2 separate regions of the Mus musculus genome follow, and region 2 is linked to region 1. Evidence: chromatin loops called from intact Hi-C (ENCODE). Cell type or tissue: heart. All regions are shown on one strand. Links, peaks and the distances in the headings refer to the core of each region. The heading gives the core; the rest is flanking DNA. Region 1 overlaps Ifngr1 (interferon gamma receptor 1). Region 2 has its middle 36 kb from the start of Gm33104.

Region 1 (2,920 bases), core at 198-2,697:
AGGAAGTGAAATGTGGTGGTCAGAATAGGAATGGTCTCCATAGAGGCTTGGGTTTGCATGCTTGCCCCATAAGGAATGACACTATTAGGAGGAGTGGTCTTGTTAGAATAGGTGTGACCTTGATGGAGGAAGTGTGTCACTGTGGGGACAGGTTCTGAGGTTTCAGATACTCAAGCTAGGCCTAATGTGGCATTCACTTCTGCTACCTGTGGATCAAGATGTAGAACTCTCAGCTTCTTCTCCAGCACCATGTCTGCCTGCACATTGTTATGTTTCCCACCATGAAGATAATAGGCTAAACCTCTGACCCTGTAAGCCAGCCCCAGTTTAAGACAAGACAAAACAAGAAAAAAAACCATGTGACTTGTAGAAAAATGAGTGTTTGCTCTTGAATGAATTTTACATTTCTTATATTGATCTAGATAATTTTTCAAAAAGCCAATGCACATCTTCATACATAACTAAAATATTCTAATATTTAAAACTATTTGTTGAAGTAATGATGTGCGTTAAGTGACAGTAATTCATACATAGCAAGCTCCACAGAGCACATCTCAGATGACACCCACATTGAGCACATCCTGGGAATGACATATAGTTACGGGACATATTTTATCAAGGAGAAAACAAAGCTTTAGGGAAGGGAGGTAAAGATGACAGTGTGCAACGTTTTGTTCATTTTAATTAAACAGCATCGCAACTGTTTAATAAAATGAGGGATGTAAGCTCAACATATAAAGTACAAGTGGAAATAACTGTTTTCTGATAATTTCACAAACATCTATCTCATGCAATAATGCTAGATTTTAAGGCTCCATCACAACTGTATACAGTACAAAAACAGAATAATAAATTACAGTAAGAAACATCTGTAACTTGGACAGGAAAAAATGGATACTGTGCATTTTGATTATGAATCCCTGGGACAGCTAAAGTAAAATTCCCCTTTCACAAGAAAATTGCACACAGACTAACTCCTTGCTCTCAAGCAGTTACTTTGTTCTGACCAAAATCTCATTCTCATTATTCGAACAATTATGACAAAGCCATTTATTGCTCATCTAGTTTGTAAAAATTTACACTGTTGCCGTGTGTTGCTAAGTTTTGGATATCAGTTTTTAAAAACTTTTATGTGCTTTCAATCTCTAAGAGGTTTTGTTGATGTTGTTTGTTTTAGAATCAAAATGTCATCTTTCAAAATCTGTAGAGACTGTGAATCAGAAGTTTACACTTTAATCTTCACTTTAAGCAAAAGGAATTGGTGTTCTGGCCTGGGGCTATAATAATCCCAGCACTCAGGGAGCTGCACCAGGGAGCTCAGCTTGAAGCAAGTTTGGGCTACATATGAGATTCCACTTCAAGACAGAATACACAAACAAATAAAAACAGCAGAGGGAACACGACAAAAATCTAAGGAAATGCATTATAAAGTGCTGGGGTACAACACAGAAGGGCATAGGTGTTACCATAGCGGGTGCAAACTATGAGGTCACACAGAGGAGGATCTAAAGTAGAGGGAAGTACCTGGCACTAGGTTTAAGGCTCTGCCCTGGGCCAGGCAGCTGTGTTCCTCTCTCCACCCACACCCAGTCAGAGTCCAACTGACCCCACCTCCTCAATATTCCTGCAAGCTTTCCCCTCTCCTCCATTACACAGCCACTCCTCATGGCATCTCCTGACACTTGAGCTCCCTAATGGACTCTCTCCCTTAAACTACTCAATATGATGATGCCTGGCACTTCTAACTAGCATTCTCTAACCTTGCACACCACTCAGCGACACCAACCATGCTGGGCACATTAGATTCCTGGCTTGGGCCCTGAACTTTGTTCAGGAACAGTGTGCTTCTCCTTCTGAGAATTCCTCCACACCACACCTTTCAACAATGTCCTTCCCACTTGGTTGGCACCCAACCAAGCTAGGGAAATGAGCCTTCCTCTGGGGTTTTTGTTGTGACAGAAGAAGTTGCAAGATTTTAAAACCCAAAGGCTACCAGCACACACCATTCCTGCCAAATAGGGAATCTGTCAATAACCAGGACAACTAGAAATAAAAAATGGTACATGGTAGCTGCTGCCTCCTCTTCCTCCTCCTCTTCCTTCTCTCCTCCTCTTCCTCTTCCTCCTTCCTCCTCCTTTCTTCTTCAGTTTTGTTTGTTTGTTTGAGATGGGGTTTCCCTGTGAAGCCCTGGCTGTCCTGGGACTCACTCTGTAGGCCAGGCTGGCCTCGAACTCAGAGATCCACCACCCCTGCCTCCTAAGTGCTGGTATTAAAGGTGTGCACAACCACTGCTCATCAGTGGTAGCTTTCTTGTGTTCCAACTTCCCGAAGCCAAGCTGGTATCTCATTCTCTGAACCAATAACCTTCTGTTTTGGGTTAAGCCAATTAAAGCCCCATTTCCATTCCTTGATATTAATACACAACAAGAATTCCAGTGGTTTCCTATTTCTCTCCTGCCACACAGTCTGTTAAAACTCTCCCACTAGTTGAACATACCACTTCATATCCCTGCAAGCACATTCTCTCTAAGCCTCTGGTTCTAAGCTACATCTCTCTGAAAAAGTCTTCCCAGAGTCCCCTGAATGAGGTTAGGTACCCAGTCTTGATTTCCAGCAGCCTGAAAGTAAATTCAATCTCTGATCACAGTGTACTTCAATGGACAACAGGGACAGGCGACTCCCCCTGGTAATTGCTGGCAGTGGGATGGTTAAGAATTTGTACTCTACCACCTAGTAAGTGGCTCCTACCACTTGGGCAGCCCCGTGTGCCTCACCATGGATGCAGATACCGGTGGCACTTTTAGTAGAGGTGACTGTAGAAATAGATCTGTTATGTGAAAATAGACAGTGCCCAGCATTCAGTAAGTCATAACTATAATTCATCTACCTAGCCCTTGGTACCATGTCTATCCTAAGGGAT
Region 2 (2,920 bases), core at 118-2,617, 72 kb after region 1:
ATTCTTTCATCCCCCATACGTACACAATACACATAGGCACATGGGTTGGCAAGAACAAGATGGAGTGAACCCTCATCATGCCTAATTTTAATAGTATGTGCTTTAAGACATGAATTATCTCTGGATTTTCCTGTTTAATATTTTCTTTTTGGACCACAGGTAGGATGAGACTACAGAAAGTCAGGTCTGGATAGATAGGGTTGCCATATGTCTTAGCAAGTATTCTATTGCTGTGTAGAGACGCCGTGACCATGGCAACTCTTATAAAGGAAAGAAAGCATTTAACTGGGGACTTGCTTACAGTTTCAGAAGTCTGGTATATTATCAGCATTGCAGGAAGCATGGTGACACATTGGTAGACATGGTCCTGGAGGAGCTGAGAGTTCTACAACCAGATCAGCAGGCAGCAGGCAGGAGAAAGACACTGGGCTTGGCTTGAGCGTTTGAAATCCCAAAGCCCACACCAGTGACACAGTTCCTCCAAGGAGGCCTCATCTGCTCCAACAAAGCCTCATCTCCTAATCCATTGGAATCCACACCCTAATGATTAAGCATTCAAGTATATGAGCCTGTGGGGGCCATTCCTGTTCAAACCACCACACCATAATATCATCTGCTCCATAAAACCAGCAAATGAATGTATTATTTCAGAAAATCTTCCCAATCTTAATAAAGATGTTAAGTGTGGGGATTTGGGGTATTGAAAGCCTTGTGGGGAACCAGCAAGTCTGCGGGATGCAGTAGTACAGTGTGTGAATATGATCGTGTGTTAGTTTCTCTTCTCATAGATGTAACAAAGTGGCTCCCAAAAGCCACTTAGAGAAGGAAGGCTTTATTGGGAACACAGTCCATCAGTGTGGAGAGAAGGAAGCCTTTATTGGGAACACAGTCCATCAGTGTGGAGAGTCACTAACAGGATCTTCCCATGCCACTTGTGTCTGTGGTCAGCAAGTAGAGAAGAATGTTGGTGCCATCTTTACATCCTAGCTCACAGGATGGTGTTGCCCGCAGTTGCATGCACTTTCTTCAGGTTGGACATCCTCCCAGGCCTGGTTAACAGATGTGTCACCTGGCGATTCCAAATCCAGTCACATCCACAATGACGATTAGCCACCACAGTCAGGTCTCAATGGCAAATGTTAGGAGCCGACAGAGTGTTGAAAGTCAGTCAGCGCTGGGAGAGCTGAGGTCCTCTGGAGAGAGGCACATTTAAGATTTTATATCAAGTGCTGTGTAGAGAGTTTGGAGGGAAGCAAGGAGGAGAGAAGTACTGTATCAGGGCTCAGCTGTCTTGGGAGATCCTGAGAGAGAAAAAGACACAAATTACAGATATGTCTGGCAAACCACACAAGAGCAATGTGTTCTGTCTGTCACACTGTGGTTTTGTTTCTTTGAGGAAGAACTGGCTTCCCAGGCTAAGCATTAAATGCCTTTGACTTGGCATAATTTCCTCCTTTAGAAGTCTCACTCAGAGGAAGCTGGGCACAGGCAACAAGCAGGGAGCCCTCGGCTTTGACTTTTTCTTTTTTGTCCTCTTAACTCGGCACTTTCCTTTGGGACAGTGTTTCTGGTTTGGTTTTGGTTTCTAACTACATTTACCTCTTTCTCTCTCTCTCTCTGTGCTCATGTCTCTCTCTTCTCTCTGTCTTTCTCTGTGTCTGTGTCTGTCTCTCTTCTTTCTGTGTCTGTCTCTGTCTCTGTCTGTGTCACTCTGTCTTGGTCTCTGTCTCTCTGTCTCTGTCTCTGTGTGTGTGTGTGTGTGTGTGTGTAAAATCTACAAGAGTTGATTGATTCTCTCCTTCCACCATATGTGTTCCAGAGACTGAACTTAAATCGTCAGACTTCACAGCAAGCGCCTCTACACACTGAGCCATGTTAGCTGTCCTGTGGTTTCCTTTAAAATTCACGCAAAAGTTTATAGTTCTTGTAAAATGCTTTTAGTTTAGACACACACAGACGGAGATTCAGTGTAATAAACCTGGTGCCTTCACTCTGGTGTTGATGATTGGCATGGTGCCTACTCTCTACATTTCCTCCTCCTCCTCCTCTTCTTCCTCCTCCTCCTCTTCTTCCTCCTTCCTCCTCTTTCTATTTTTTCTCCTGCATATTTAAAAGCAAATTCCATGCACACTGCTCTTCCACACTTTGTGTTTAGTGCATCTCTGAGAAGGGATTCTAACCATTTACTGTTATCACACATAAGTGGCAACAGTTCACCCCTATCCTTTAGTACCTAGCTCATATTTGAAGTTTCTGGAATGTTTAATAAATGTCCTTCTTAAAGGTGGGTTTTCTCCAATTCAGATGTCCATACAACAGCCACATGCTCTCTTGCTATTTTTCCTTCCAGTTGATTAAAAACAAATCCTGGATTTGATTGCTGCTTCATGGTGTCAGCACTGTTTAACAGCCACCTACTTCTGCCCTGAACATAAGTTGGAAAGATTTTATGTTCTGTTTGTTCCAGTTCTTGAATTGGTGGCTGGTCCTGGTAGCATCCTGAATCATTCGTGGAAAATAGCAGTTCTTGGATTCATGGAAGCTTTTCTTTTAATATCCCGGCTCTCTCACACTTCCAGCTGATGATGTCAGTGGTGTTGATTGTTGTCTGGCTGTTTACCTAACTGAGAAAAATGTTGGCTTTTCTATCGCATGGCTGTTTTCTGACTCTGTCATTCCTTAGGCTTGGAAACTGGCTTTGCAGAATAACTAATAATTTGGAATGACCGTTCCTTTATCAAGCAGGGCTACTTGGTTCTATTCAAGAAAAACAGGTTTAATACCGAACATTTTCATACCAGTCAGTACAAGGAGCTGTGACTCTCGCTTCCTCTAATGGTGAAGAATAAAATAGTTTTCTTTCTCCACTTTACAAAGTAGGTCTATGAGCATAGAGGTGACGCTATGTATTTATTTTTAG

The links. Hi-C counts contacts between places; a loop is a spot of excess contacts. Peaks named below come from ENCODE experiments on the same cell type or tissue, not always from the same donor. Only the 100,000 strongest peaks of a DNase experiment are listed, where the experiment ranks them.
Region 2: it touches region 1 in a loop (2.8-fold over the local background); 5 of 42 quality-filtered maps call a loop at or near these places.

The regions. Positions count from the first base shown.
Region 1 is chr10:19,593,341-19,596,260 of GRCm38, reverse strand. The region is part of intron 1 of Ifngr1 (interferon gamma receptor 1); the gene reads right to left. Among named protein-coding and RNA genes, the nearest start is that of Ifngr1, 2.9 kb to the right of the region's middle. In heart, for the core only: no CTCF peak of the experiment used is centred there; DNase peaks (open chromatin) are centred at 1,600 and 1,810.
Region 2 is chr10:19,520,885-19,523,804 of GRCm38, reverse strand. No RefSeq gene overlaps it. Among named protein-coding and RNA genes, the nearest start is that of Gm33104, 36 kb to the right of the region's middle. In heart, for the core only: no CTCF peak of the experiment used is centred there; no DNase peak of the experiment used is centred there.